Regions from separate parts of the Mus musculus genome. Here all the other regions are linked to region 3. Evidence: chromatin loops called from intact Hi-C (ENCODE). Cell type or tissue: left cerebral cortex. All regions are shown on one strand. Links, peaks and the distances in the headings refer to the core of each region. The heading gives the core; the rest is flanking DNA. Region 1 has its middle 51 kb from the start of Gm30848. Region 2 has its middle 51 kb from the start of Gm30728. Region 3 has its middle 60 kb from the start of 1700019E08Rik.

Region 1 (10,747 bases), core at 1,434-9,433, 130 kb after region 3:
AGGAGACATGAATAAATGACAGAGCAGTAAGAAAGGATCTGCAGAACTAATAATAATAATTAATAATAATAATTGCTGTGTGAATTGGCTTACATATTCTTTTAAAATGTCAATGTGATGGGCATTTCAGCTGCAATGCTAAGGGTGAAACAGATCCAGGAAGGAGCTGGGGACCAAGGTGCCAGCCACTTCCTTCTCATGCAGCACTCGCATCTTGAGCAGTGTCCTCAAACCAATGTTGATTTTGTGTTCTTCTTGCTTTGTAAGATTTCCACTAATTACAATAATTTGCCACAGTATCAAGTTCAGTTTGTTTGACAAAGGTAACTGTTAGTTATTAAAATCCAATCATATCAGGCATGTGCCGAGCTTCAAGGCTATTTCCTAACCGATCCATACTGAAGCTTTCCTACTCAGCAGCATTGATGTGCCAGATGATGGTGTCATTCATTTGTGAGAACATTCTTCAGCCACAGTTGCTCATCTACAGAAAAGAAAGGACAGCTCCCTTGTTCTAAACTTGTGATGAGGTTTGACTTTTTCCCGGTTTATTTAAAACCTTCAATTTTAACCAGAATGTTGTTCAAAATTTCAATCACAGCGATGGAATATTAATTTAAAACACAATAGACATGAAAGGAAAGCAATTTAATTATATAAGGTTCTTTAGATAGAAATTCGGTCTTTATACTCAAGTTTTTAAAAGGCTATAAATATTTATGGTAAATAGCAGCAAAATTGCATTTGTATACTGAATTTTATTATTAAAAGAAGAGAAAGAAACCCTGACTTCACTTGGACTCCTAAATTATCTCAAAGCAAGTTTGTCATCATATTTGCGTCCCTCTCCTTTACTTTTGTTGAAAGCAATAACATAAGTCATTCTTTTAATTATACACACCTGGGACTCTAGAAAGAGCAAGTACTGTTATCACAAATAATCCCCCTCCTCGCTCCCAAGTGAGTATTCTTGACAATGCAAACAAAATCATTTGATAGATGATCATAAGATACTAAAATGCATAGATTTTCTTTTTGGTAACTTATATGAGCTCTATGCTGTTGGATAGCATGTATGTTTCTCAAACAGGCAACTATATACTAGGTAAGCCATAGTAAAACATGAGTAAAAAATGAGAATGGGGCAAAAATTATTCCTGGACATAACTTAACATGATTTTTAGTATAACAAAATAGCCATTAAAGATTCTAAAGTATCAGTGACCAGCTCTGCTAATTATTATGAAACGCAAAGTAGATAAAAGGCAGAGTTTTAAAATAAAATAACTACTATGAAAACTTAGAAACAAAAATCTTTATCTGTCTTTACTTATACACAAAAACAAAAATACAAGTACCACCAGCAAGTTAAGGGTTACGAAGTCTTTAGTGAGGGAGAATGCGACCCCATTGCTCACTAACCCATGTGTGGATAGAAGAACCCTATCTATCATCCATCAGTTTCACTTTATTTGTTCAATGCTTATTAACTTGAGGAATGGTGGGAGAATCTCCACCATTGCTGTTGCAAGTCAGGAAGGCTCCAGGAAGTAACATATATAAGAAACAAAAGGAAACCTTATGGAAAGGAGGCAACAAAGTGTAACTAGAATACACTGGAAACCAAACATAAACAGGCAAACACCTCCTCTGGGCAGTAGAGGAGAGCTCACCATGATGTCATGCAGGTCGAACTGATGACCTGACCAACTTAGCTACCACCCAGACCCCGATCCAGGGCTTTGAGCTGACATCTTCCACATCTATGAACTGTTAGAGTGAGTGAAAGGTCAGCCCTGCAGAACCAGAATGACTCAGGGCAACAACAGGATATCCAAGAGGAATCTCAGGGAGGAAACAGAATTGATAGTATAGCAGAAGCCATAGGATTCTCACCAGACCAAGGACTCATAGCCCTGAACATTTGCAAGTAAGGATGTGTGGGCAGAAGGAAATAATTGTAGGACACAATGTGACAGGGTGAGACTTTTTTTTTTTGGTTGTTAATTTTGTTTTCTTGGGGGGCGGGGCTTATAAGAGCAGAATGCTAACATGTAGGGACAGTGAGATGAATGGGGATGGGTGCATGCATCCATCTACAGGAGACATTAAACTTGAGCATGAAAGATGAGAACCAGATATGCAAACCTCAGATTGAAGACAGTCTAGATAGAGTCTTCAAACTTATCTTTAAAGCATCCTTAACTTTTATTTTGGGCTTTGTAGCATATACAAATCTACAAAAAAATCTACAGATCTTTGCTCAGAGAACAATTATCTACTTTCCTTTTATTATGGATATCTCTTGACTTTCTCACATTCTATAAGCAAATACTTTGTGCTTGGACAATCAAATAGCTGGATGAAATACCCTATGGGATTCCAAATTTACAAGGAATCAATGAAAAGTTAAAATAAAATAAGTTGGCCTCCTTGCTTAGGGTTAGGATTTGCAGAGGAACTTATAACTACAGGAGACATTAAACTTGAGCATGAAAGATGAGAACCAGATATGCAAACCTCAGATTGAAGACAGTCTAGATAGAGTCTCCAAACTTATCTTTAAAGCATCCTTAACTTTTATTTTGGGCTTTGTAGCATATACCTATTTCTTTCCATGTAAATGCATTAGGAGACTTCCTCAGCACTAATGTACTAGTTACTGAAATGTCCATTTGGCTCCTAACCTACTCTACTTGGTTTCTTCGACCTCATATATTGACTGTGCTTGGAACCTTTATCTTCCTCCAGATATGTGGTATGATGTGACCTGTGCTTTTCTTTCCCCATTACTCATTAATTATGAAACATATTTTCTTATCTTATCTCTGACTCTCACCCCCATCTGAACTCATTCATAAAATGAGTGGTGATATATTAATAAAAATTGTGGTACCCAGGTGGCCTTAATAAATTGTATCCATAGAAATTCAGGTGATATCAAATTAGCTGTTTCAAGATGTTTTTATTTTACTCTTTATCACAATGACATGGTTCCCAGGGGTGACAATTTTTTGAAATACATGAGAATATTAAAAATAATTCAGCTCTTATTTTGGAAGTGACTTGGTAGCAGGTGAGAACTGAATCTTTCCTCATATGAAATAGTCACACATGACATGGAAATACCAATAACGAAGCCCATGGAAATGCTCTAGGGATTTAAAAAAACAAATTTCAAATCATATCAAGTGCTGATTAAAGCTGTTAGACTGATTAAGCTTGTCAGAAGTCCTTCTAAAAAGAAGTGATAAGAATGCAGAAAAAATAATTTTTCCATAATAATTTTTGGTTATTTGAAAATTTCACGTTATGAATGCTGAGCACACTCACTTCTCTCACTTCTCAGTCCTCCCAGGACTATCCCCACTCTCATTCTTGTGGCCTCTCCCCCCAAAAAAAGAAGGGAGAAGAGGAGAAGAAGGAGGAGGAGGAGGAGGAGGAGGCGAGGAAGAGGGAGGAGGAGAGGGAGAGGAGGAGAGGGAGAGGGAGAAGAAGGAGAAGGAGGAGGAGGAGGAAGAGGAAGAGGAAGAGGAAGAGGAAGGAGAAGGAGAAGGAGAAGGAGAAGGAGAAGGAGAAGGAGAAGGAGAAGGAGAAGGAGAAGGAGAAGGAGAAGGAGAAGGAGAAGAAGAAGAAGAAGAAGAAGAAGAAGAAGAAGAAGAAGAAGAAGAAGAAGAAGAAGAAGAAGGTTCAATTTGTGTTGCCTGTATACTCACTATAACATGTTGGAACCGGTAGTGGCCAGTCTCTAAAAGAAAACTGGATCTGGCCAAAACTGGATCCTTCCTCATATGCTCCCTAAGCAGAAACCATCAACTGTGAAGAGCTATGCTTAGACAACTTTATTGCAATTTTTAAGAGTTCTCTTCAATGGCTTTCTGTTCAGGCTGTTATTTTTCAGGGGTGGGGGTGGATAAGGCTTGTCATATAAGCCTTTTTTATCCCTCTTTCTGAACCGTAAGTCTGCAAGTATCAATACCATGGTGAAAGTCACTCCCTTCCCATTTATAGTCAGTATGAGCTGGGATCATGGACTTCCACGTGGTCTCCAGAGGCAGTTCAGAACACAGACATGGACACAGCCCCCCATCTCTGTATCAGCCATGGACAATATGCCCTTGTGTCAGCATAGGCCAAGGCCATCAACAGGGCCCTTGCTGGCAGCACAGCCAACAGGATTTAACATGGATTCAGGTGGTGGCAGCACAGACTATGAACATCCACACAACCTTCGTTGGGAACACAGGACATGGACAGGCCCTGGCTGGATTAAGACCATGGATCCAGGCTTCACCATGGCTTCAGATGTCAACACAAGCCATCATATCAATAGGAACCCCAGCAGAAAAAAATATTTTACTGTAACACTATTCAGAATGATATAGTAATATCCACTGCTAAAAAATATTGCACATTTTTGTACATGAAATGTAGAGCTGACCTCAAAATTTTGTCCCTATTGGCTAAGTTTCACACTTTCAGAAGGTGCTATGCAGAGTACCAAAAGGCAAAAATCATCAGCAGGGTTATCTCAATGTGAGTCCTGGAAGCTACAATAGCTACCTGCCAAGCAAGACATATCCTGTGGTGCCATAGAAGTATGACAACTACTTTTCAAAAGTAGAATTTGAGACTCACTCCATAGGAGCGAACTCATAACTGGATCTATTATAGAGCTTATGATTGAGGTAATAAATCATAGACCTTGGAGGGGAGTCTGCTACTACTTTATAAAAAAATGGTTGTTTTGTCAAACCGCCTTCTAAATATCCATGTTTATACCCAGAGACTGTTGCTGTACCTGGCCTTCATCAGAAAAGCATATTGCTGCCCCAGGGAGTGGTTAGTGAAAAAAAATCTATAATTGGTTAAAGTTCTGAGAATATTTTCTAGTAGAATTATTTGCTCTAACTCAGACAGAATGTGTTTTACACATTGGAAAAAAAGAAATAGATGATGTTAGAATTATGTACGGCCACACATTATTTTCTATTCTTTTGTTAAATCAGGGCTAGGCTGGGTGATTTTATCATTCAATAGAATAGAGTGAAAGCATAATTCAACTGCTTCTGAGGAGAGTTCGGAATGAGGCTTTTGATTCTTGTAATACTCAGTGTGGTGACATGAACTGTCATATAGTAAGTTGGACAGCCCTGAAGTAAACAGTACATGAAAAGTCCCCGAAACTCTATGATAATGGATAGGGACCCAACTGTGGAAACAACTTTACCAAGCTACCAGCACATAAATTAAACTATGTTGGAATCTTCAGATGCCCAAATTTGGTAGTCGAATACTACAAGGGCACATAGATGGACTATATTTCATAAGTCTTAATGTATTCTATATATTTCGGGAATGCCCGTTATACCAAAGGAGCCTACAGATCTTTGCTCAGAGAACAATTATCTACTTTCCTTTTATTATGGATGTCTCTTGACTTCCTCACATTCTATAAGCAACTACTTTGTGCTTGGACAATCAAATAGCTGAATGAAATATCCTATGGGATTCCAAATACTGAGTATGCTTCATTTAATTTCATACCAGGTGGTGATGTCTTACTTCAGATAAAGTATGTAGTGAGTCTTTACTTAGTTAATGATCCCTAGTAGAACTCTCATAGCTGAGGATAATTCCAGGAGTCTTCAACAGTGAAGGAAACAAAAGAAAAAGGACTTTTGAAGTCACTACGGATGCCTGTTTCTCTGGTGTAGATGATTTAGTTTCTGTATGTACACTGAGGAAATATGTAGGCTACATTGAGTGTTCTATGATGTCAGGTCACTCTTCATCTTTTCCTATCCATTTTTTTCCAGGCTGTGAAAGAATTCAATTAACTCCTAAGTTACCACCTAAGAGAAATTTTATACAGCAAGAACATATGCCGTTGCCAGATCACACACCCACTATCTATGAGTCAGTGCAGAACCCTGAGCAGACCAAGCAGCAGCAAGCACTGCAACAGTTGTGGGAAAGCAACGTGTGGTGAACATCCAGGACACAAAACGACCCTTTAGTCTTAGCACATGAGTGAGATCCCAATTTGTTTGTTTTTGTTTTGTTTTGCTTTGCTACATTTCCAATTTTACTTCAAGCATAGAAACTTATTTACATTACTTTAACTCAATAACCTAAAAATATGGAAAGATTATTTTCCAGGCATATACACAGACATATTCTTGTTCACCCTAATGTTGTCATATCCTATTTTTATAGCCAAGAAGAAGAAGAAGAAGTATGTTAAATACTTGATATTAACAGAACTGAAACTCAGAGGAGCTAGTATACCACCAACAAAACAAAGCAAGCAAACAAACAAAACATCAACAACAAAAACATGGCTTCATGGATGTTTTTTGGCAAGGGAATTAACTTGTAAAGTTCTGAACATTTGGAAAGACATGGAAAAGCAACTCAGCACTGGCGTTTTATTTAGCTAGACCACGTATTGTGATAATGTCTCCTCCTGCAGAATCCTGCTCAAATCTCTGTGTTTTCCCCATTCTACCCTACCTGGGAAGAGAAAAATCTAAGGGCCTGTTTTAGCAGCCACAGGCTTCTAGAAAACTTCAGCTGATGCCTTTTTGCAGGCTTCTTCCTCGGTTCTCAACCAGCCAATGTCAGTTTTTCATGCTGGCCTACTTCTTGATAAGGTGAACAAAGAGGCAGAGACCCCTGGGGAGTTTCAGAGGGCTATGATTTCAGAAAGAAAAATGTTGCTGGAGAGCAAATGTTTTCCTGAATTCATTCAGAGTCAGGGCAGAACCATAGAAAGTCATTGTTTATGTCTGAAGCAAACCTTTATTGTGCAGTTGAAAATGTTCTCAGTTGCTCTAACGTACTTTTCATAAAAAGTGTAATGTGTTTTTATTTCTTCCAGGCAGCAGATAAAATGTTACACAATATTGATTTAAAATCCAAGCAAGTTTGACCTACATTTTTTAAACCCTATATCCTTTCACAGACTCTCCCTCTCATTTTCTCTCTCTCCCTCTCTTTCTCTGTCTCTGTCTCCCTCTTCCTCTCCCCTCTCCCCCTCCCTCCCTCTCCTCCGTCTCTGTTTGAGTATGTGTATGTGTGTATGTATGTTTGTGTTCAGATTCCTTAATGTCTAGAAATATCTGTCTAGTCTTCCTAGTTTTAGGAGAATATATTGCTCTGTCTTACACCGACAATGAGAAGTAATGCAATATATTATATAACTTTTGAAATTAATGTTCATGTCTATACATTATATAAAGCTATCATGAGCTCAACTATCCTTTGGGAAATTTTGCTAAGTATATGAAATTCTATACTTAGAAAATATAACCAAAATTAAAATTAAGATTATTAAAGTATTCCAGGTAAGCCTAATATCAAGTTCATTTTCTAGTTAAAATAGCATCACACATTGTAGAAAGCCTAAAATGAAATGTAATAAAACTGCAAATCTACTAAAACTTACAAGTATACTACAATTTTTAATTAAGACTTTCATGTTTTGCATACCTCAAATAATAATTTGCACTCTAAAGTTAATAGTTATAATTTAAGATGCTATGACTGTTTGTGATAAATAATGGACCCCATTAGTGTTAACATAGCAGTGCTAACATTAACCACTGCACTAAAATTTCCACAGTGCCTTGGTTTTGCATGGCTTTCAGCCAGTTGGTTTCCCTACCATATGTATTTTTCACATATTTTTACCGTTTCTCTCTCTATGATTCAGTCTATACTATCTGGTAATTTCAGATATACTCTTCACCCTTTAGCCTACCAGGCATGAAATGGACATCCAGGATTATCCCAACTTCATTTGCTTCTGGAGTTCTAACAAGACCTCATCTCAACTCTGGGAATCTGATTTCACTTCTCAACTTACTAATAGTAAATAATCCATAATTTTCATGCCTGCTATACATAGGCATGCATAGTCTCCAGATAGGTTTTCTCTCTTTTTGAAATATTACACTAAAGTTTTAAAGTAAATAAGTAATGTATGGTAGGTATATTATATGCAGATTATAAACGATAATTAATTGCTTTGACTACAACTCCTTCAACATCAATCCAATTATCAGCTCTGATTTTTCCAAATGTCTGAGCCTCCCAGAAACAGACTAACTTGGCTTTCCTGCTGAGAATATAGCCAAATAAGACTGAGGATCCTAGAAATATATTGAGTTGGCTTTCCTGCTGAGGCTATAACTCTATGTCCAGGATCCCCATCCACTAGATGCTGGTGTCTTACCATGGTTGAGTAACTGACTGAACAACGATGATTGACTGGTTCTAGTTATATTTTAGCAGGTTTCAAAAACAAATCTAATGCTTCATGAACACTAAGCAAACAAGTTCTGTATCCCTGATCTACACTGCTAGACTCATTTCATTTATTTATATGCCTTTTTCTTGTTTGTGAGATCTCATGTTCAATGCTTTATTATTAATAATCCTTGTAAACCCATAGTTTATGGATGATAGTTGCTTGTTTAAATAAGAGAGAGAAAAGAACGAGAGAGTAAAGGAAGGAGAGTGTTTTGGAGGAAAGAAAGGAGGGAGGAATAAAGAGAGGAAAGAAGGCAGGAAGGGAAGAAGTAAACAGATTGAAATTTTTAATAAATGAGTTGGTATTTAAATTGCCAATATCCTCTGAAACAATCCACTCATTCCACCAAACACAATGACTAAGGCAAACAGAAAACAAATCAGAGAAAAAGGTCTCTACCATCTAAAACCAATCCTTAACTTAGCTCTTATTTAACTATAACTCCTTTCTTCAATTAAACTGAACCAAGATAAACTAGAGTCTAAAGCACTCATTCAAATAATTATTCAGTAGATGTTTATTAATATGTATTGAATTGCCTTTCAAAGTATTATTTCTCTAAATAATGAAAGCATACCTTCTAGTATGCATAATTTATGTATGTATGTAGTCATCATATTAGTTACTACTTATTTATCTTACCTTTCTGCAATGCAGTTCTTATAAATGCACATTTAAAAACTTTTTTTTTTATTCTTAGTGTGTCCTGAACACTCGGAAACATGCTTGCCATAGATTATATATTTTAAAAAATATTTATAAATCAGTATGAAGAGTCTTGGAAGCTGAGCAGATGACCATATATTTAGTAAGGGGTAAAAGGAGTAAATGTGGTAACCACTTGGAGACACACAGTGAAGGAAATTTTAGAGCCAAAAGTAACTGGTGACAATGAAGTATGAATATCTATCAAGAAGACATGACAAAGGGAGTTTGAAGCAAAGCTAGAATTAAAATATGGGTAGTTTAGAGTTTCAAGATGATCCAGGTGAGTTTCAGTAATTAATAAAAACAGTGACCTTCGAATTAGAAATGTTCAAAAGTCAAAAGGGGAAAGTGTTTAAAAATTAGGCATAACATCTCTATCAAAGAATTCTTTAAGTAATTGATTCAAACATAGAAACTGACATGTCTGGAAGCCATGGGGCAGACCAGCAGCTGGAGATAAACAAGAATGGATAGGAAAGTCCACAGGCAGAGTGTATCCAGAAAAAAAAAAAAAAAAAACAGAATTCAAGCCTAGAGCTTATTGGATGAGACTCCAGAGCCTTGGTTATTAACCACAGCATAGAGGCACATAAGTTATTAGTTCCATAAGCAACTGGGAACTATGAGTATATTAATTTGATTCATAAAGCTAAGTATCACAGCAAGATCAGAATTTTCAACATGAACCAAATAACGAAGAACACAGTCATTGCAAGGACCTCATCATATCTATTTTGCTTTTAGTTGAAACTGGTGAAGGAGAGAAGAAGTGAATAATGAGCAAGCTGAGGAGAAAACATCGGACCAAACAGTCAACACTGGCTATGTGGTGCCAGGACCAGAGTGCTGCTTCTTTCCTATATGCTCATTCTTTCCACTTGGATAATTAACATAATTTCTCAGAGATTAAATGGAAATACTTCTTACTACTTAACATGGGAGAGAAGATAGTATTTTTAAAGTCAAATACAATTATCTGGTTGAATATGTATTTGTAACATACATCTTTGTAATTCTCCACCTATTACTCTATCAGAATTCATAAGTGGAAGTTCTCCCAATGGAGAAAGAGATGAATGAGCATGTCAGTACAAGGGAGGTGTCACAGGGATGTAGCTCAATTGGTAAGAACCCACCTAGCACACACACAGTCCAATCACTATCACTAACAACAACAACAACAACAACAACAACAAACAACAAGGTGCTACTACCAGAACTCTGTCTACTCGGTTGATATTGACACTTTTGTCACTGGCCTTATCTTTTGGAGTTTCCCAACCAGAAAATGAGGATGTTCTCTCAGTTACGTTGATTCCTCTGAAGTTCACATCTACACGTTGGAATAAGTCATTCCGTGAAAGACACTTTAACAGCAAATATCTGTTTAAACTGATCATTTAATCAAAAGAGGATCCGTAGCTTTAACCTTATGTTACTATTCCTTTTCCGAGAGCTTTAGAACTATTTCAGTAACCAAAATGTCTACATTAAAGACAAATAATTTTAATTGTGAGTTATTGGAGGTTCAAATATTATAAATTCAAAAAATAATATATATAATATTGTGATTAATGGGTTGAAGGTAGAGCAGAAGGGAAATACTTTCTAAAATATTTCGTTTCTCTAATAGAAACAGAAACATCTATGCATATATACTATTAACATTAATATCTTTTAGATGATAAGTAAACATTAACATTACTATAAAAACAGTAAATA
Region 2 (10,747 bases), core at 1,845-9,844, 270 kb after region 3:
TTTCAAGTGCTTTATATAAAAAAAGCATAAGGACGCACTTTGGTTGGCTTACAGATAGTAGAATCCTGATAGAAACATCAATGGATGATGATAGGATCTCAGGGGTCTTCTAAGAGAACCTAGCTCCAGCTCCCAAAGGCTAAAAACTAATAAGACTTGGCACAAGAACAAGGTGGCCAGGACTGAAGTTATAGACAAAAAAGGAAGCCACAATCACATAGTAACATTACCAAAAACAAAAGGGATGTTTTAGTTGGTTTAGGTTCATTAGCAGGTCCAAGAGAATGCTTCCAAATTGCAGGAAACACTGATTGATGGATAGTGGAAAGAAGCCCCATTCCAGCACTTATGGTGCTGAGTGTCCACTTGAGAGACAACGAGTGAGCAAATACCTGTGAATTGAAATGACTTCAGTTGTGGACTCCACTGTGCACCTTACCATCAGCTGCTACAAGGTCTAGGACAAACAAGGACTTCCCCATTCAGCAGAGTGAAACCATAGAATTTTAGACTGCTTCAAATACATTTTGGAAATCAATATATCTAAACTACATCATTATTTTAATGTCAGCCAAGCCCTTGGGGGCTCTTATTCAAGAGGTAGGAATAGATCTCCTTTATAGTAGTATTTCTACTAATAATCAGCCTATTTCAGGGTGTAATAGAGCATCAAAAACATGCAATTATTAGCACACCTGTGCTCTAGGGCACTGAAAAGATCTCTTCGGGTTGAATTAAGTAAATATATAATCAGAGTTTGCTTCCTAGAATTTACAGTTGCCCTTTTTGTTCAGGACACACAATATTTATTTTAAAGATTAAATTTTGGATTTGTAAAGGTTCGTCTCATTCATCTGATAAACACATCCTATTTTAAATGGAAGCTCTGTAGCAAAGCACTTCCTCCTGGCCCTATAAATATAATCCAAGGCAGCAAAGAAAGCCATGTGCGGCTTACAGGCTCTACTCAACTGCTGCATTTTAAAACTACTCCCCACTGTGCTATCCTCAGAGGCGATAAAGAAGAGCTGTTTATTACCAGACTCTCCCCAACCTCCATCTTCTTGTTCCCTTGGGTCCTCATGCTTCAAGACTGTGATTGCATCTGTGCTGAAATAAATCTCTTACGGTTGCCTATGTTCTTTCTACAAGGAAGCACAATCACTGCTTCCAGTCCTTGAATAGAGGAGGCAAAAGAACTTTGCCTTTAAGGATCTCTAAATGCCAGGGATCTAAGACAGTCCAAGATAGCAGTTCTATTAACCTGTGCTTCATGCCCTTCCCACTTTTACCTCACCTCGTTTCATTTCCATGCCCCTCTGAAACTGGAAACACCTTGCTCTTGCCATGGGCTCATACACATTCCATGCTACTTTATCAAAAGGGCCATGTCTGCTCAATCGTACATATACAATAAAAATTTTTTGCCATCTTTTTATAATTTAAATTATCTTTCATTACTCAACTCTGAATTTGTTCTACTTCAGACGTATGGCTACCAGATAGTTCTACCCACATTCAAAATGGGTCTTCTCCCTCAGGCTATGATCCCACATATCGACCATGTTTGGAAACCTCTTCATAGACAAAACCCAAAATGTATTTCACTGGTCTCTCAAGCAAATCACAAGGTCAATCCAGATTTACCATCACAATAAATAAATAAATAAATAAATAAATAAATAAATAAATAAATATGGCAGATAATTAATATCTAGGGAATTGGGAGGCAGAGAAAACACAGGATCCAAAACAGACTTGCTGGATGAGGATAGCTTAGTATACTGAAGGGAGAATTTAGGAATCAGAGTGAAGAGTCATAGGTAAGCCACAGGAAAGTCTGAGTAGCAAGTGCACAAATCATAAGCCTGGAGCAGCACTTCACCAGATAGTGTTTAGACAGGCAAGAGTGAACAATTAGACCAGATGGGAAAAAAATCTGATGTGCTACGATGACCCAATGAGTAGCTATTATGTTACTGTTTTACTGATATTACTAAGAACTAGTGTCTCAGCTGCAGTGGATATATTTACTGAACAACTCTTGCCTCTAAGACTCAGAAAATGGTAGAAAAATAGAAAAATTGCCAGATTCAGAGGACCAGGATAACTGTTCTGCTTTCTCCAAGAAATGACAGCGAAACTTCACACATTATACACCACCAGTATAGGTGACAAAATAAGTCCTGAACAGAGATAACACCAGTAGACATACTAATGTGAAGGACGGAAAACTCATGGTGGATCCACCCCTAAACAAAGAATGACAAACAACTAAAATCGCTAAGAATGGGAGAAATGGTCTTCCCCATGGATGAGCAACAGTATCAAGTGGACAGCCCAAGAAATTATAAACATGTAAGCAACACTCAATGAAATGAGTGGTTTGTAGTTGTGTAGTTATGCATTTTATATATGTGCAACAGTAATAAAGAAGAAGAAGTCAGCAAGCAAGTAAACACAGGAGATGTTACTCAGGAAAGAAGGAAAGAGGCTAAGAGAATAATTATATTTTGATTAAAAAAGAAACTAAGATGGACAAATTACATGGATAAATTACATGTTATCACTTCAGGAAAAAGACATTAAATACACTTCAAATTATGTATATTTTTGTTTGCAGGAAAAAAATGGAGACAGAAAGTCAAGAAATACAAATGACTGACATGAAATGTCAACACTGAACACATCCTTTTTATCTTCATTTTGACATGTTCTAATGTTAATTTTGCATAGGCACCTGAAGGGGCCATCAGAACTTTGAGAAAAAGCTATCTCCAAAGAACAGAATTCCAGTGTAGTCAATATGTTCCAAATTACATATATAAACACATCAGATATAGTGTGTTGTATTTTAAATATTATGTTTAAAAGATAATTATATTAAACTTGCATATATTATAAGTATAACACTAAGTATAGATTATATGAATATTCATCACAGTAATATTAATAAATATCATAATATTGTAACATTATATCCCAAGTGTTATGAATGCATGCCATTCAAAATTGAGCATGATTTGTTTTTGCCATTTTTAATCCAGCAGCAGCATTTCTTAAGTAATGAAAGCAGTAAGCGGTTCAGGGTATGTACTCAGTCCTCATTGGAGAATTCTTTAATTAAGTTTTTAAAATTAAATATTGAAAAACTTAAATATTTTAAAGTATTATAGATCACATTAATATTCCCACTTGAAAATAAGTACAAGAAATGTAGCTTTAGAAGTATAACCTTAATTCATTACCTTGATTTTAAAAAATAGAGTTACCTTATATTTTAAAAGTCTATTCACTCTACAACTCATTTTCATGGAAGAAAATACTCAGAGAAAGACATACAAGATTCACACGGAGTCATGTACACATATACAAACATGCACGCGCGCGCGCGCACACACACACACACACACACACACACACTCGAATGCACACATGCACACACTTGAAATTGTTTCAACTGTCCCACAGAAATCATTCAAAAGCAAACCTAAATGATCAGACCAGCTCCTTACGCATCTCACCAGTCAATTTAGAGAGAGAAGGCAGTCTTCAGAGTGAAGTAAGTGGACAGATTGAAGAACGAGGAGGGGGGGTAATGTTTTCTGGAAGTAGCTCTGAGAAATCTTGTTCACAGCCTGGAACTGCATAAATTTTCTCTGCATATGTTATTGCTACCTTGGGGGCCATGATAGCATATGCATTTTGGGTTTTTCAAAAAATAGATATATGTACACGAATATGTGTGTTTAATGCATAAATATTATGATGACTTTCCTTTTGTGGTTCTCTGTAGTCCCTTCAGACGTTACTGTGGTATATACATTAAATAAACAGCAATATTTGAGAGTGCCGGTACTTTTTGAGAAAGCACAAAACAGCAAGGTTGGAAGGGGGTAAGTATTATTGGCAAATTTAGAATATTTCAGTAGTTTAAAAAAAAAAAACTTATTACACCAAATAAACTCGACAAGGCAATAAAGACACTTAGACACAACACTGGCTCCAAAAGAAAAATCCCTATGAATATATAAATGGAATGCAGAATCCTGGAGAAGACAACCACACTTATATAACAGTACAGCAGCTCAAAAAACTAAAAAAGCAAGCTAACTTACTATTCCGGCATATAACATATTCTTTAAAAAGAAAATACTTCTGACCAGGTGACGTTAATAAAACAGATAACACGGCACCCTGAGTACCCGTGGGCTGTTTCTGTGAAATGGCACTATTGCCAATGTCGGTTACGTTCTTAACACACTTTGTTTTTCAGAAAAGATACATGTTTGGTAGTTTCTGCCTTTGCTGTACTTTCTGTGCACGATAAAGTGGTCCGGGGAAGGCAGGTGAATGTAAGATGTTTGGTTTCTTAGGAAGCTCCCTGAAACAGAGACTAACAAATCTAATATGAATCCCCAGAAAGTCAGTTACTTCTAAGCTTCGGTACTCTGAAATACATAAAATGAATGCATGATCAATGAAATGAAATATGACAAAGTGTTTCGTATTGATGTTCTCTTCCTTCAAAAATGTATTCTTGGTTAACGTCCCCAGTCGGTTTTTCCATACGTTTTCTTATTCACAATGTATAGATTTCCTAGTTCTGATTTCAAGTTCAGGAGAGCCGAGGGAGAAGTGGGAGAGTCCTCCAAGGCAGGGCTGCTCCTCGCCTCTCGCATGAGAAAACTGTTAGGCGCATTAAAGTATTCCTGACGACGCTGCATTCCTTTGTTCAGAGTGAGTTTTGGGAACACATCCTTTTCTCATTATATTTCCATAAAATATATTTGATCTATTCTATTCTTAGAATACCTCTGATGTGGTCTGTGAGTGGAGCACAGTATAAAAATATTTCTTTTTTTATATGAGACAAAATGTTTCCATTTCTTAGACACATAAAAAAAACCCACCATGTAGAGCTCTAAGAAAGTAAAAAACGTGTCTGTCCGTTTTGGTGAGGCTCAGGAGAGACCTCAAGGATCCCTCCCCCTCCATTGTAGTTCTGAACCTCACCCAAGACACAGAGGCCTCTGCAGAACAAAAGGAGAACAGGCAGCTAAGTAGAGGCCTGGAAGACTGGGAAAGATTCTGGGTCCTGGAGCTAGAAAATCCCATTTATATTTAGAAGAAACGAAAGGAATTACCCTTCTTCCTCTAAGACAAAAATGAGTTTCTACTAAATTTATATTGGGAACTAAAGCATGGTCAAATATTTTAATAGTTTAATGTGAGTGGTTAATTTTCCAACTAGTGGCAAATAGTTGGGATGTTTGCTTAGTTAATTCAATTTAAAAGCCACTTGGAGCCAAACCTGAGCTTCCCACAGTTTTTCCCACACATGCCCAGAAGACAGCTAGGTCTTATGTCTACAGCAGCAGCCTTGCTGGGTGACTCTCCCAGACCTCTTTGAGGACACGTGTCTTTGGCATCTCTTATGAGAAAAAAAAATACCTAAATCTTGTTTGTCAAGTTAAAAATGAAACTGAAATTTTATCTCAAAGATTGTCCTTCACAAATTCAAAAAACAAAAAGAATAAAATAAAATAAGGTAAAAAATTTAAAAATAGCATTGAAAAAATCTAGTAAACATGGCTGCAAACTCCAATTTTAATTGCGGATGTAAGTCTTGTAATGGCAAAATTTTGGTCTATCTTGTTCAGCATACCATATATACACCATAACTAGAACATAATACTTAGTACATATTTACAAAAGTATGAATAAATGAATGAGCTAGGGAGATGGACCTCTTCCTGGTTCCTGTCAGTGAGCAATAATAAATACACGAAGTTGGACCAGTGACGTGGTTCAGCAGGCAGAGTGAGGACCAATCCTTGCAACATGTCCTCTGACTTCCATGTGAATTCTATGACATACACACACATACACACATGCACACACGCACACAAATAAATAAATAAATAAATAGCCAAGTGTAATAAAAAAAAAAAAAAAGGAGAACTACATCAACCACAGCGAGCGTCTCCTTCCTAACTGAAAGCCTGACTGGTTATCCAGAAAACCCTGATGCTTTACCCAAGAGATGCCACCTACCCTTTTGAGAAGTAGGTTTTCCTTGAATTAGATCTCTAAGGATCTCTACAGAGTGCCAAGATGCTTTTCATGTGGCATAGATAGTATGGTGTTTTAAAAAAAGAAAAAAGAAAAAAAAAACCTAAACATCTCTGGTAAGAATTGAAAGATGAGATAGCACTCTAACCGTGAGCACTAACAAAGTGCCTACAGTCTCATGGCTCTGACCCCTCCAGCACTCCTACCACTGTCACTAGACTAAGGCACTCTGATGCAGGCAGAGTGAGGACCAATCCTTGCAACATGTCCTCTGACTTCCATGTGAATTCTATGACATACACACACATACACACATGCACACACGCACACAAATAAATAAATAAATAAATAGCCAAGTGTAATAAAAAAAAAAAAAAAGGAGAACTACATCAACCACAGCGAGCGTCTCCTTCCTAACTGAAAGCCTGACTGGTTATCCAGAAAACCCTGCCATAATGCCATCTAGGTAAAGTCACGCAACGAAACAACAGGGATTATGAGAGAAGTGATGTTGGAATATAACACTCAAAACCAAATGTATTAAATATTAAAAATTTACACAATGTACTCAAATGCATAAAATTATTTTCTACTTTGTCAGACTGTTTGGTTCGTAATACCTTTATATGATGTAGCTATTATGGAAATGCATTACATCATAGGCAACACTGAAAATTTTTGAGTCATTAAATCTATCCAAGAGGAAGGGCAACCCAGATTTACACATAATAAATTGTTAAGAAATGCACAATTAGAGTAATACCATTTTACCTTGAAGAGGACTTGAAGTGGATGTAAGCACCAGAAGGGTTAGAGCCCATGCCTTCCTGTGTAGACGTAGATGAGAGGCTACATGAAATTAAATAGGGATCTGTGATACCAGATGTGGGTGCAAGCAACTCGGAACACATGTGGCGAAAGAGGTAGTGGAGAGGTTAGAAATGCATGCATGTGTGTCTTGTGCAGTCCTATGTAGCATGGTTTTAATGTTTACAGTTTTCAGTGTTCAGCTTACAATTCCTACAATTAAAGTCATGCAGAATTTCTACAATGCAATTTTTTCTTAATATGTCGTTCACATTGAAATAATTCATATTTCATATTTTCAAGTGAGAGTTAGAACAAAATTTCCTATACCATCCCCGGGTAGCATGAAAGATGCTCGGTTTTAAATTTCAGCCTGATCCATACAGCATTGCAGTTTTTTTTTTTAAAGGCTCATAAAATAAATGTGACTCTTAATCATAGCTGAGATCCATTTGCTAGATTTTGGATTTTTTAAAAGCACTAAGTTGGGGGAAGTAATGAACCACTACTTGATAGTAATCTAAAGACTGTTTCATGAAATAGAACCCATACCCAACACTGCCCAGTTGGCAAAGAACCTGAGACTAGATTGGCCATGGACCTAGGGGAAACCAAATGCTACTGTTCGGCTAACAGGATGTAGCAATTAAACAACTCCAAAAGACATTCTGCTGTAGACACTGCTATAACAGGGTCTTGTTCAACAATTATCATAGCAATTTTCTTCTGCATTAGATGGGGAAAGTACAGAGACACACAACTGGACAATGTGCAGAAAGTGAAAGACCTTGGAACACTCATCCCTAAATGGGATGCTTCCATCAAATCCCTCCCCTCAGGACTCAGAGAACCCTGAGGAAAAAGAATCGGAAGGACTGTAAGACCCAATGAGGATGGAAGATACCAAGGAAAGAAGCCTTCTAGATACAACAGGGCTGAAGCACATGGACTCATAGTGACTGTAGCAGCAGGCACAGAACCTGGACAGACCTAAGCTAGATGGGATCCCAACACTGAAACTGGAAGTAGGCACAAGCCCCACCCTCACCTAAAAGCTATTGCCAGGTGATAACCTTTCCCAAAGGAACATTAGTTTTCTCCAATGGGCCCTAAGCGGGTATACAAACCACACTTAAGGACAGGCCCCCATCCTCAGCAGTAGGTGGCCAATTTCAAACAAACTCTGGTATTTTGGGAGGCTTTTGGTTTCAAAATACATTTTCTGGGCTCTTTTGCTTACAAATCATATATATATATATATATATATATATATATATATATATATATATATATATATATCTTATGGGTTTTCTGCTTGTGTGAATGTATGTCTAGCATCTGTACTTGTTTCTTGTGGTTTTTCTTTGGGTTGATTTTTCTGTTTGTTTGTATGTTTTCTATTATTCTGTTTTACTTGTTGTTATTTTTATCTTATTTTATTTTCTTCATACTACTATTTTTAGATGTCTTTCTTCTAATTAAGGAAAAAGAGAAAGGGTGTATATGTGGGTGGGTAGGGAAGTAGGAGGGACATGAAGGAGCTGGGGAAAGAGAAACGGTAATCAGAATACATTGTATGAAAAAATGATTTTGATTATGAGGGCATTAAATGCTACAAAGCAAGGATAAAGTGTAAAATAACATATAGCCAAAATCCCATAGGTAACTGTGGTTCTAAAGGGGGTGTGCACCTATAGACCAAAAATTACCTTACACATGTGTACTTGTGAATTATACATCATCTACACAACTAGGAAACCATTAAAATAGATAACCTTACATTACTATGAGTTTACATAATCTTAATTTTGAATTCCTATGAAAAATAAATGGGTAAACCAATATTGCCTTTCTTTGCCTGCTATAAGTTAGAGTTAACTGTCATACCTTTTTTAAAAAATCAGTTTTTTTTTTGTTTTCTATTTCTCTTCCTTACTTGCTCTAGAGAAAAAACAAGAATGACCGTAAATACTAATAAAATCAATTTATACAAGCATTTGTCAACAGGTTGATAATCTATCAGTGGAAGAAGGGTCAACTGATAACATGTGAAGTCTGCAAAACTAAGTGTGTTTTCTATTTCTTTGTATTTAGATTTTTCTACCTATAAATGACATTAAGTCTTTCAGGATTAGAGAAAAGACTGTGCATTGTTACCCTGAGCTTAGAAAATTCTCTTCAGCTGGCATTCAGGCTCTGCTTTCATGTCCACAGTGGTGTGATCAGCCTGCGATCATAACTGATGAATCCTGAAAAAGGAAGAGGGTTGGGAGGCGGGACTACCAGAGCAAAGAGACCTCAGGAGGCAGTGAACAGGTACAAACAGACTCAGGAAGCAGCTTTAGTGAGACACTTCTTTTAACCAGGAGTGGGTGGGAGAAGGCTATTTAAATCTTTGGGAAGTGGTTTAGGGCCTTCGGGATAAGCACACACCATTGGCCAGGGTCAGAGTGTTGGGGATGCCCTATTAACATAAGGATAAATTTCATGTGCTGCTGGACATGACCTTATAAGGGGAGAGGAAGTTTAAGCTGGCTAGTAGGCTACATGACCTTATAAGGGGAGAGGAAGTTTAAGCTGGCTAGTAGGCTACATGACCTCCTAGGGGAGGACAAAGGTGGGGGTGCAGGGCTAGTGCTGAGAACAAGCATGCCCAGGACACAGAAGGGAGTCCTCCTACTGCTGCGGATCTCAGGATGACATTTCTAGGGCTGGACACTCCTAGACCTCACTCTTGTTTCAGGTCTGCTTCCCACAGCTCCACAGGGCCCATGCTTCCCAGCTTCACATTCAGTGATTGCTTCAAAATAGTACTTTGTAAGTGGGATTGAATAGAAACCAATAAAGTAAGTGTATACCTTGCTAATTTTATTGTATGTGAAAAGAAATAAAGTCAAAATTGTCATTACTTTCACCCCTTCTCACTTCCACATCCATTTCGAAGACCATTGTATACTACTATTTTTCCAATTTAACTTTATATGCACACGACCCTTCTTTTTAATTGCTACTAATAATTATTAATACTAACAATCTCAGTCATTTTCATTTTAAGCCCAAGGGAGGCTTAAAGCCTTAATCCTGCTGTTTTAGTATTTTTGTACAGAAGGATTATTAGTAACTGATACAAGAAAATAAAAGACAGTTGTAGACCAAAATAGATTTTCTCCTCCTGTTAAATACACCGTGATTGTGGTGGGAGAGATCTTTTCCTACAGTACATGGTTACTCAAAAGGAAGTCGCATGTTAAGTCGCCTGTTTACTGTTGTCGAAAATGCCAGTGTTGAAATCATCACAGAGTAAAGACAAACATACACTACTCTCAGAACAGGTGTTCATTCTGGGATGGATTCTTTCTACGCTACAAGCAGAGAGGACTCTGACTTCTCCAGGCATGATGTGACTCGGTGGCAAAAGTGAGGAGTGTGGCTTTTGACTAAGCGCGGTCTAGGTGATGCTGAGATGATGCACAAACAAGATCAATCTCTCCAGTGCTGAGTGTTTCTACCAGCAATGGTTGTAGTTGTTACTTAAGTAAACATTATGTTTTCTTTTCCTGAGTGTTTTATGCAAGCCAGATGGGGTCACTTTCCTGCTTTCTTGTAATCTTCACTCTATGGCAGGGGAGATATAAATGTACAGAATTTGCCTGGTCACTATGACAATACATACATACATACATACATACATACATACATACATACAACAGCAAAAACCCAACCACCTCCTGCTTCTCAAAGGTGTGGGGCGTGCCTATACTTTATTGGTTAAGTCAGGTCATGTGACATGGCTTACTTTCAGAGTGATGTAGTTCAATTTTTATGAGTAGTCTAGTAACTTCCCTCTTTTTTGTTAAACTTCATG
Region 3 (10,747 bases), core at 1,488-9,487:
ATTCAAACCAGGAAGCAGAAAGTAACAGATAGAAAGATTCCAAGACAAGAAACTATTCCAACAACCTGGCCCTCACAATGTATTTTTCCAGCTAGGACTCTATACTAAAATTCTACCTCCTCGAATTAAACCTTCACCTGGAGACCAAGTCTTCCACACATCTGCGTATGAGGGCCATATCCTCTTTAAACCATTATACTATGCCTACCTAGGAAATCACATCCCTCAGATTGAAATATAAGTAACCATAAGTTTGCCTTAATTAGTAGTTAAAACTCTTATGAATGTACAATAACAAACAAATAATATAAGTGTTATAACTCTAAATAGAAAGTGTATATGTTATAGTATACTCGGTGGGAATAATTTTTTTGAAAATTCTTATGTATAAATTTAAAGGTTATAATTTTTTTCATTTTTTATTGTGTCGCACCCACCTCGTCCAGCAAGGAACACACAACACGGACGGATTCTTCTCAACAGCTTTATTGCAGGAACGCCTCGATGCTACGGGAACTCCGGGCACACAGGGAGGACTCTTTATATACACCCCAGCACAGGGAAAAGCTTTGTGTCCTCCTGGGATTGGTCAGTCTGCCGGCACCTTAATTTGCATGCACCCGCTCAGGAGGGGTTGACACCAGATTCGGGCTAGCGCCTGCGCAGTGGTGTTGTTTGGGTGTACCAGAGACTGGCGCCATCTTTTAGGCGCCGGCTGCCTACATTATTGGTTATTTTATTTATTTACATTTCAAATGTTATCCTCCTTCCCCATTTCCCCTCCACAAGCCCCCTATCCCCTCCTCCCTCTCCCTGCCTCTATAAGGGTGCTGCCCTACCCACTCACTCCTGCCTCAGTGGCCTAGCATTCCCATATCCTGGGTCATCAAGCCTCCACAGGACCATGGAGCTCTGCTCCCAGTGATGCCAGATAAGGCAATCCTCTGTTACATATCCAGCTGGAGCCATGGGTACTCCCCCCCCCACCCCCCACCCCACCCCCGTACTCTTTTGTTGGCAGTTTAGTCCCTGGGAGCTTTGGGGAAGGGGTTCTGGTTGGTTGATACTGTTTTTCTTCCTATGAGATTATAATTTTATAAATATCATGCCTTGTGTCTCTACAGATAAAATTAGTCTATTAGTTTGAGAAGTATAGAGATTTGAGAAATGCAAATACAACTACTTACATCTATTCTCAAACCTACTTGAACATGAAAATTACCTGAAGAGGTTTGAAAATCATCTAAACAAATCACTACCCTTAGATATTCTATTTTTATTATTGGAAGGCAAGGAGATATTTGGCCAAAAGCAACTTCAAAGAATCCCAAAAGATGCTATTGGGTAACCATGTTCATCAGTGATATGAAGAATTAAGGATTTACAGAAATTACTACTGGTATGAGGATGTAGTTAAAACAAGACATATGTAATTTGCCTTTACTAGTCTATATTTCTTTAACATCTAAAGAAATTATAAAAATAGGCCAATATTAGGAGTTGGTTGAAGTTTATCAAAACCTTCAACATTGAGAAAGATTACGTGAAGACTTGTTTTTATGCCTTGGCAGCTCTGGGGTTGGAACTTGTACTAATGTCATATCAGAATTATAACACACTGAAAGATTCCAATACCACAAGTAGTTTGAAAATAATTTACAGTCTATGTGTGATGATAAAACATCTGTTTTGATGTTGTACTAGATGTAGACTGACCTAGGAGACACACGTCTACCTGTGAGGCATGTTACAAAAGAAGGTTCATTCAGCAAGGAAGACACCCTTAAAATGGGTAGCACCCTGCACTGTACTGAGGAGGTCTTGGGTTAAACACATAAAATTAAAAAAAAAAAAAAAAAAAAAAAAAGGAAAGAAGACAGGAAAAAGAGGGTATGTGCCTCTGCTTTCTAAGAGTATGCACAATGTGACCAGTACCCTCATAGTCCTTCCGTAGTACTTCCAGAGTCCATCCCTTCTCAGTTACCATGCTGATACAGGTATAGAACCCAACACTGTAATCAATAACCCTTCCTCTCTGAGGTTGCCTTTCTTAACTATTTTGTCAGAGTATAAAGAAAAGTTGCTAGTACACTGTACTTGAAATAGACTATTACAGAAACCTGTTCTGGTGAGAGAGAAAAGAAACAAGATACTTATGGTATAATTTAACTCCCTAGAGGATGTGTAAAGGGACATTTGGAAGCATCCCAGTCTACAAAATCTATCTTCAGAGAAGAAAAGAATTTTAACTAGTGATAGTTCTGAACTATGGAATAGATTGTCTTTGAATAGTTTGAAATAAAAGCCTCTTTTAGCATATCGGATATTTTAGCAACCTCTCTACTCAATGGTGCTATTTAATATTCTCCATGTAGCTTTTAGAGAGCTTAAAGTTTCTGAGTTTTGAAGGTAACTATTCACAAAATGTTTGTTTCTTCAAAGACCTATTGGGTTTTTTGTCTTTGTTTAATGTTTCATTTCTCTACCTGTAAAACCATAAGCGATTTATTTATCTGGGTTCCCTTCTAGGCTGTTTAATCAATTGCCTAGCCACTTTTAGATCTCAGTACTTCCCTTGGTTCATCCAACGTTTGGACTCTCTAGACTTTCTAATTACAAAGTTTCCTCTATCTCTTCCAAAAGTTCCCAATTTTCCCTATACCCCTCTGATGCTAATCTTCATTTCTATGGATACTGAGTACACTCTGCCGGGGCCTTGGAGTGGATTATTTCTATTCCTCATAGCTAACTTTAAGACATAGACACATAAATTTCTTACTACAAATTTCTAAAGATAAGTCTTAATGGCATTTACAACTGGACCTTAGAATATACTTCACACTGCTGATATGTGTCACCAACTCTGGTAAACAGGTCCAAGTGGGTGGGGCCCACAGGGCTGAGTACATCCTTCAAAGATTCTCTGTGAGTAGAACCCCTCGAAGAGGCGGCACTGTTATTGCTCTTATTCTACCAGAGCACTACTATTAATACAGCCTCAGGGCCCATCAGCCTTTTTGGCAGCCGCATTACTGTTGGCTCCTACTGAGATTATTGTCAACTAAATGCCTAAGCTTCTTTCACACATGCTGTTGCTAAGTCATTTTACCACAACCCCACCCCCATCCCTATCCTTGTGCATTTTGTTTCTGGATCCAGGTGTGGGACTACACCATCATTCTGATCGCATGCAATTATCGTAGAGTCAGCCTGTTAGTTCTGTCTTTTTGCATTTTTTCCAACCTGTTCCTGCATCTGCTTGTGGGGTAAACGGGAAGTACAGGAATTCTGTCGCTTGGTAATTTCTTTCTTCCTCACACCTCGAAGTTGGTGTTCCCAAATCTACCCATGTCATTGTCAGTTCACATATAAGTTATTGACAAATCTCTTAACCAAGCACAATTTGCAGCAGCCCACAGAAGGAGGAAGAAGGAATGTGCTTCAAGGAAAACAGAGCGGCTGGGCTGTGCCCCTCAGTATCCAGTATGAGGAAATCCTAACAATATGTGAGTTTTGTTGGGCTCCAGCTGAGGATTCAGATAATTGCAAAGAATTTAAGAGTCGGTGCTCAGGTAGGCAAAAAATTTTCAATAGTTTAAAGCAATGAAACTGTTTCTAGACTGCTCACTCAAACTAAAGTGTCCACACACGTTAAATCCCAAGGAAAATAAAGAGCTCAGAAAAGATGGGAGAACAAGACAGGATAAACACTGTAAAGATTTTGTCACCAAAAAAATGTCACTACCTGCTTAAAATTGTGTAAATATTATGACTGGATGCATCGCAAAGTTTTCATATGAGGTCAGAGATGGAAAACATATTTGAAGAGAAACCAAACTTCTGCTTTCTTTATCCGTTGACCATATTTTCTCCTTTTTCTCAAGCCTTAGACAAATACTGAGTGACCTAAAAAATGTTAAAGAAAACGAGAATGTTCCATGCCAGATAGTTTTTATCTTCTTCCTCTAACAGCATCCAAGAAACTAAAAAGGGAAAAGTGGAGAGAGGAGGGAGATAATCAGAGTTGATTGTGAATCTGGGAAAAGTCTCAACTATGTATTGAGATTCTCAAAATGAAAGAGGAAAGATCACAAGAGAGGAAATGAATAGCCATTTTGCCCATTGCCAGTGCTAGGCTAGGCTCCCCGTTCTTCCAGCTGTGGTGGAGGCTTCAGTTTCATCCTTCAGATCTGAGTTAGATGCAAGCATCTCAGCTGCTGCTCTTTCTGGTGTCTGCCTCTCTTTAGAATATCCTAAAGATAGCATTCTAAGAAAATTCATGGGCAGGCTGAGGAAATTTCTTCAGGGAGGGATGAAACCACCCTCTCTCTGGTAGCAAAGGCTTTTCCACCTGCAAAGTATAAACTATGAAAAATAGAAAAGATTTTTAAGGGAAGAATCAGCAGCCAAAATTCATGGCTTGGCTCTACACAGGAGAGATTCTCTTTCCCTCTGGAGGAGTCTTAGCACAGGGACCCATTGCTGCCTCCTTAAAGGTTTTTGTTTGTTTGTTTGTTTGGTTGGTTGGTTGTTTTTTTTTTCCTAGTGCAGTGATTTGCTGAATTTGTTTAGTATTTATAGATGAGCCCCCATCTGAGCCAAGAAACACAAAATCTGGTTCACACAGATGTAAGCTGCCATCAGTGTGCAGATGTTTCCTGGTAAGGACTTGTTTGTTCTGTACCTAATACTGTTCTGCTATCCTTTCTCGGGCATTTCAAGAGTGAGCTGAGCTACGCAGCCTTTGCCATTATGGTAGAACTGGTGTATCTGAGTGTAGATCTGCAACATTTCCCTGAACCCCAAGGCTTCTCAGTGAGCTAATATAGCAGCCGGCCTCAGTTTGCATTTTGATAAATTCTCCAATGTTGTTGAATCTCTTGTTCCACAGGCCTCTTCTAAATACCAAGGCACTTATCTGACCACTCTAAGGACTGGGGAATTAAACCATTCTATAAACTGGAGAGACACACGTGGGAGGTAGGTTCTCAGCATACTGTGGCACCCACCTGCTCCAAGAACAGGCATTTTCTATTCTTACAATCAGCACTTCCAAGCAAAGATAGAATAAGATAGGACCGAGGAGAGCTTGTACAAGCTGCATAGAGAATAGAACTTATGTAAAATTTGTGGATTAAATAAAAAGTTTTGCTTTCTTTAAAGTTCTCCAGAGGAAAGTCAGAGGTACTATAATCTCCCTTGCTAACTCCTTCCATATCTAAAAGCATTATTCAGAACATTCCTGCTAGGAATATAAGCCCATTTTCAATTGCTAATGAGGCATTCTATATTATACTACTAAGGAGCTGATGTTGGAAAATAAATGTGTCTATGAAGTAACCACATGAAAAAAAAATAAAATTGAAATAAAAATAATTAAATGCAGCCAACTGCTTTAAGCGACCATTTCATCACATGGTTAGAAAAGTATTCAAAAAGCTATCCAAAACCCGTTCCCCTCTGTTACTTCTTGCCTATTGCTCTACCACAATGAGCCCTATCAGTTCTGTTGTCTCCATGCATTTCCTTGTTCTGTGGCCAATCCTGAGCTTTGTCAATGGCTAAACTATGTCTTCTTTGGTGCTTATCTGGCTTTATAAATTTATAAACACAGAACAAAGTTTGCACTTGGCCCCAAAGGAAGGTAAACGAGTCAACTGTCTAACTGAAGACTTGGTATCAGAAAAGAGAACACATTCACTTCACAAAGCCATTGAGTAAACTAGGGGAAAGTGTTACACTGCTGCTGGAGAACTCAGAGATCAGCATTTCCTTCAGTCTTGGACATAGTTCATGACTGTCTATTAACACACATCCACTCTTATGAACAGGGAGAATTGGAGGAAACAAACTGGAATGCATGCAGCTTTCTGTTTATGAAAAGGCAGGGTGGTTATTCCAGGTTATCAATATACCAAAGAACTCATGGACTTATGAGTTAGAAAAGCCAATGAATGATTCATTACATCTTGACTGGTGTTATTTTATCTGCTCGTTTTATTCTATTTTGATCACACTTATTCTATTTTGATACAGGTCACACTTAGATTTTATATGTAAACCTGGGTAATTACAAAGCATTGCCCTGTACTCTCCCCCTCCCCCAAATTTTGCTAACATGATTAAGAACAAAATTTGTGTCCTGAAATAGTGACCCTCATAGGGAATCTCTTGCTATGATAATAATAAAGAAAATCCAGCTGGGGATGAGGACAAGCCAAAGAACATTTGGTTTTATACATGAGGCCCTGGGTTGGTTTCTCAGTACTGCAAAATATAAAATAAAATAAAATTGGGGAAGAAAATGTGGGTGGATTTCATACTTCATTGTATTTATGTATAAAATTCTCAAGAATGAAAGTTTATTTTTAAATTATTAAAATGAAAGGCTTTAGGGAAAATGCATGCATATATACATTTTTATTGTTTAAAAAGTAACGGATACAAATCTTTATCCACTCAAATCACCACCACATTCTAGGCATCTTCTAGTAGTTACTAGAAACTAAGCTCTCAGATTGTAGAGAAGGTTCACTAGACAAAAATGCTTGCTGTATGAAAGTCTGAGCTGAGTTCAGATCCGCAGAACCCATATAAAGCTTCACCTGTGTCTAGAATGGGAGGTAGACACATGGGAGAATCAGTGGAAGCTCATGGACCATCTATCTTTGAGCTGCCAAGTAGCCAATAAAAAAGATGCTGTCTCAAACAAGGAGGAAAGCAAGGATCACAGCCAAGTTTGTCCTCGGACCTCCATATGCATTTGGTAGCCTGTGTGTATTCACACTTACATTTAAATGCACAAACACAAACATGTTTGCACATACAATAGATTAGAATTCAAATTCAATTAATTGTTATTATTCTGTATATATCTTATTATATGGGCTAGATTTCTAGGAAATAAATGACAATAGTAAGAATTTGGGGAGTAGAAATGGAATGAAAATATCCTAAGCTGTTTCTCAAACCATTCCTAAATTTTAAAGGCACATTTCTGCAGCCTTATTTAGCACACTATACATACATATGCGCAGACACACACATAGACATAGAAATGAAGCAAAGCGCCACACAACCTAACTGTACTGTATGCAATTCTGGTGCCTTCTGATACTTCCTATTCTTTTCTGCTTTGGTACTGACAACGTATAATGCTAAGTTCTGCAATCATGGAATTTTACAAAAAGTCTTCATCATTTGTGCTGAAGCAAGAGATCTGGATGTTTTAAAGAAGTCCTATAGCAGTGATCAAATATTCCCCTTGTATGTTTATCACCGAATGGTTTCTCTGTACCACCTTAGAGTTTGATATAATGGAGGTTTTGTATCTATGTTCCCTTCTTTTTGACTCCTGTGCATTTGAAGACGGCTGCAAAATACATGTTACACTGGCAGACAGTGTAATGTTAACTAACACTGTGCTTGGCTAAGGTGCAGTTTCAATGAATGCTTTGTTACGATCCCAACTTGGTACTCAAAGTACACAATCCAGGGTGTCACTATCCCTATTACCTTTTCGCATCCATTCCCTTGGACTTATCTATACTTAGCTTGCAATATATTATCTCACTCTTAGTAGAACTTTAGATAGCATCTCCAGCAATCTTTAATTCATATGATTAAAAATTCAAAAGAAGCCCTTGTACCAGCTGGTGAACTGCATTTGTAAGCTGTAATTCTGAGTTCAAAACCCAGCAAATTGAAGGTTAGGCTAACAGAATAAGAACTGTACTAACCCATGGCAACCCGAATGCTAGACTAGGTGAACTGTTTTATATGTGCTCACATGCACAAAGATAAACTCAGGATGAACAAACTTATCTCTGTGGAGATCTTGCTTTCTGATTTGACTCTTGGCATAATATCTACAATATGACTTTAAAAAGGAAAGTTAATAAAGCTAGCTGCACAGTTTGTTTGTGTTTACATGAAACAATGTTTTAAAATTAAAAGAAATTTGACACAAACTGTTTCATTGATTTTAACGTAGAGATGAAGAATTGAATTCCTATTTGCAAAGATTAACTTTCAGGAATAAAGTTAACATGTTAAAGCAAACTTTTTGGTTCTCCAAAGGTCTCTAAATTAAACTGAACTCCAATGATACTACTGAACATCATTAACTATGTAAGCACCTGATGTATACTCACTAACCGTCAGTCAGCTCCTTCACAATAATAAAATCCCCAAACTCACAAACTCACTCTAGCTTAGTCATCTAGTAATGTGCCTGTGGGAGAGCCATTTATACATCCTGACCTCATTTTTCACACATACAAGAGAAAAATGACAAAATGCTGTCTTCTCTACAAAAGACCCTTTCCATAAGATTTTATGCTTCTGCTTTTGTATATAAAATGCTAAGGGACTATATATCTTTATTATGGGTTGACAGGAGACTAAAGGAGAAAGTAGTGGAAAAACTTTCTTCTTTTTTTTTTCTCATTTTCCTCCTCTTTCCTCTGCTTCTTCTTTATTTTTCTTGTGAGGCAGGTTCTTGCTACGTTGTCCATCTAACCTGAGGCTCCCAAGCAGCTAGAATTACAGCTGTGTGCCACGGAGCCAGGTAAATTATCTTTCTTAACTAAATTTGAAATGTTTTTATCCCTCCAAAATCACTTCTTGTGCTGGAAGTGGCGAATACTTCAGAGCCTGTGATGAAAATAATACAGATTGTTAATGTCGGTATAGGATATGTAAAGTCAACTCAGAGCCACGCATGTAGCTATGAAGAGAGCAAACAATCCTTCCAGTGATGCTCAACTTAGATTCAAAAACTGGGAAAGGCATCGCAAAAAGCCAAGTTTTTGCATAAACTGGCACAAGAATGGAATGTCAAAATGCTGATCAGAGTTTTGAATGTTTCCAATAAATATCTAAATCAGGAAAAAAAATCATGTCACAAAGATCACTATCAGTCAATCGAGTTGAGCAGTTATAGCAACTCTGCAAAACAAGTTGGTACGACTTGTTTTATGGGGATGCATGCTCCTGGTTATTTGTAGCAGGATCTTCTCTGGAGACAGTATAAAGGTCTATGTGTTGTGGCTCTAACAGGGCAGTTCCTGGGATAAGGAGCTACAACTGCCATGAAGCATTTGTGCTTCACTTCCTAGGTTCAGAGATTTCTCTTCATTTTCAATTTTTTTCAGACCTGCATAGTAGATTCTGATTCATCAAACACAGGTAACAATCAATATTTTAAAAACTAGGCAACAGAAAACCCTAGTCTCCAAGCTTGAATCACTCCATTTATTGTGTGAATATTGGCACGTCTGTAAACTTCTCTAATCTCCAGCTTTGAAATCATTAAAGCTGGGATGACAGCTCATGATATTGCTGTGAATCCAAATGAAGAAATACATATAATGTTTGCCACATTGCAGTGACTCACTGTGTTCTTTATTAGGTCATTTTTTTTCAAACATGAACCTCACAGCAATAATTTCTCCTTTCCAGTGGAGAAAATCTCTTATAAAATAAAATCTTCTAAATAATACCTCAATCTTCTAAACATTAAGTACTGGGCACTATGAAAAAAAGGGACTGTTCTTGTGAGTGTAACAATCACACATTTCAAAAGAAAGCCAGACTGTGCCATGACTCACAGATCACCAACCAGTACTCAGGAAACATCTGAAGAGAATACATGAAGACGTCAGCATTGGGGGCCTATAGCTCAGGAGGTAGGAAGGACAGACATTAAATCGCTGTCAGAATACTACAGGGTGCTATAGACTGCAAGGAGTATGTGGTGGGGGGCAGGGTTGGGGGCTATAGAATGTGACTAAGAATGATAACCTTTATGGAAAGATTCCAGGAAAATGACAACATTCAATGTGAAAATATCCAAGAGTACAATGTCCCCACAGTGGAAACAGGCAGAACAAAGGCACCACCCTGGAGTGTGCAGCTGTTATTTGTTAGCAAACAAAGAGCTTAGTGACAATGGAGTGACAAAATCAATAATAAAATAACTAAAGAAATAAGGTCACAGGTAATGAGTGCGATAGAGGCCAACTCACTGAAACTCTCTTATAAAGGGACTTGGACCTTTAAAGTACACAATTTTCTTAGGATTAAGATGGCAGCCCTGGGGCTTTTGGGGCTCAGAATAGGAAGCTGTGGACTAATTTTGAGACCACTTAAATAATCCAAGTGGGGTATCAATAACAGATATAGATATCAGAGATCCTGTACTGGGCATCATGGAGAATCTGAGTAAATAATATATTATTAAGAAATAGATTACCATGAATTGAGATGGAAAGGGCAATGGTAAAATAAATTTCAGAAGGCAATACAAAAAAATGGGGTTTGGATGTTAACTCTGAGATAGGCAATTAAAAACTATTAATAACTACTCATAGGGTCATAGTCATGAATTAAAGCTTGCCTGGAAAACCAAATGTGGGTCTTTCTAATCAAAAATTTGAGATGACCAATGATACTACTAAAAAAATCACAAAACATGGTGAGACTCTACTACAGAAGTGGCAGTAAATAGGAAAGGACGAATCTTGGGAAGAGTCACAGAACCCTGCTCCTTATCACCTAGAAGCTAGCTTTGTGTCATCTGACTCAGGCACTTGATGCTCAAGAGACACGGGTACTCCAGGTCCATGCAGAATTCTTTGTCTTGTAGCATGGACAATTCATTCTGAACCCACTCATCACCACTGGAGACCTTTCAGTCTCCCAAGAAACACTTAGATGCTCCATTTCCTCAAGGCATTCTTCACTT

The links. A loop is a pair of places that touch in the nucleus more often than their neighbours do. Peaks named below come from ENCODE experiments on the same cell type or tissue, not always from the same donor. Only the 100,000 strongest peaks of a DNase experiment are listed, where the experiment ranks them.
Region 1: a loop joins it to region 3, with 5 times the contacts of the local background. A loop is called at or near these places in 2 of 42 quality-filtered maps.
Region 2: it touches region 3 in a loop (7-fold over the local background); 2 of 42 quality-filtered maps call a loop at or near these places.

What each region holds. Positions count from the first base shown.
Region 1 is chr2:45,618,421-45,629,167 of GRCm38, reverse strand. No RefSeq gene overlaps it. Among named protein-coding and RNA genes, the nearest start is that of Gm30848, 51 kb to the right of the region's middle. In left cerebral cortex, for the core only: no CTCF peak of the experiment used is centred there; DNase peaks (open chromatin) are centred at 5,912 and 6,387; H3K27ac peaks cover 893 bases.
Region 2 is chr2:45,479,600-45,490,346 of GRCm38, reverse strand. No RefSeq gene overlaps it. Among named protein-coding and RNA genes, the nearest start is that of Gm30728, 51 kb to the right of the region's middle. In left cerebral cortex, for the core only: no CTCF peak of the experiment used is centred there; DNase peaks (open chromatin) are centred at 4,191, 4,643, 5,078, 5,296 and 1 more place; H3K4me3 peaks cover 1,362 bases; H3K27ac peaks cover 1,883 bases.
Region 3 is chr2:45,750,822-45,761,568 of GRCm38, reverse strand. No RefSeq gene overlaps it. Among named protein-coding and RNA genes, the nearest start is that of 1700019E08Rik, 60 kb to the right of the region's middle. In left cerebral cortex, for the core only: no CTCF peak of the experiment used is centred there; DNase peaks (open chromatin) are centred at 4,230, 4,868 and 8,209; H3K27ac peaks cover 2,872 bases.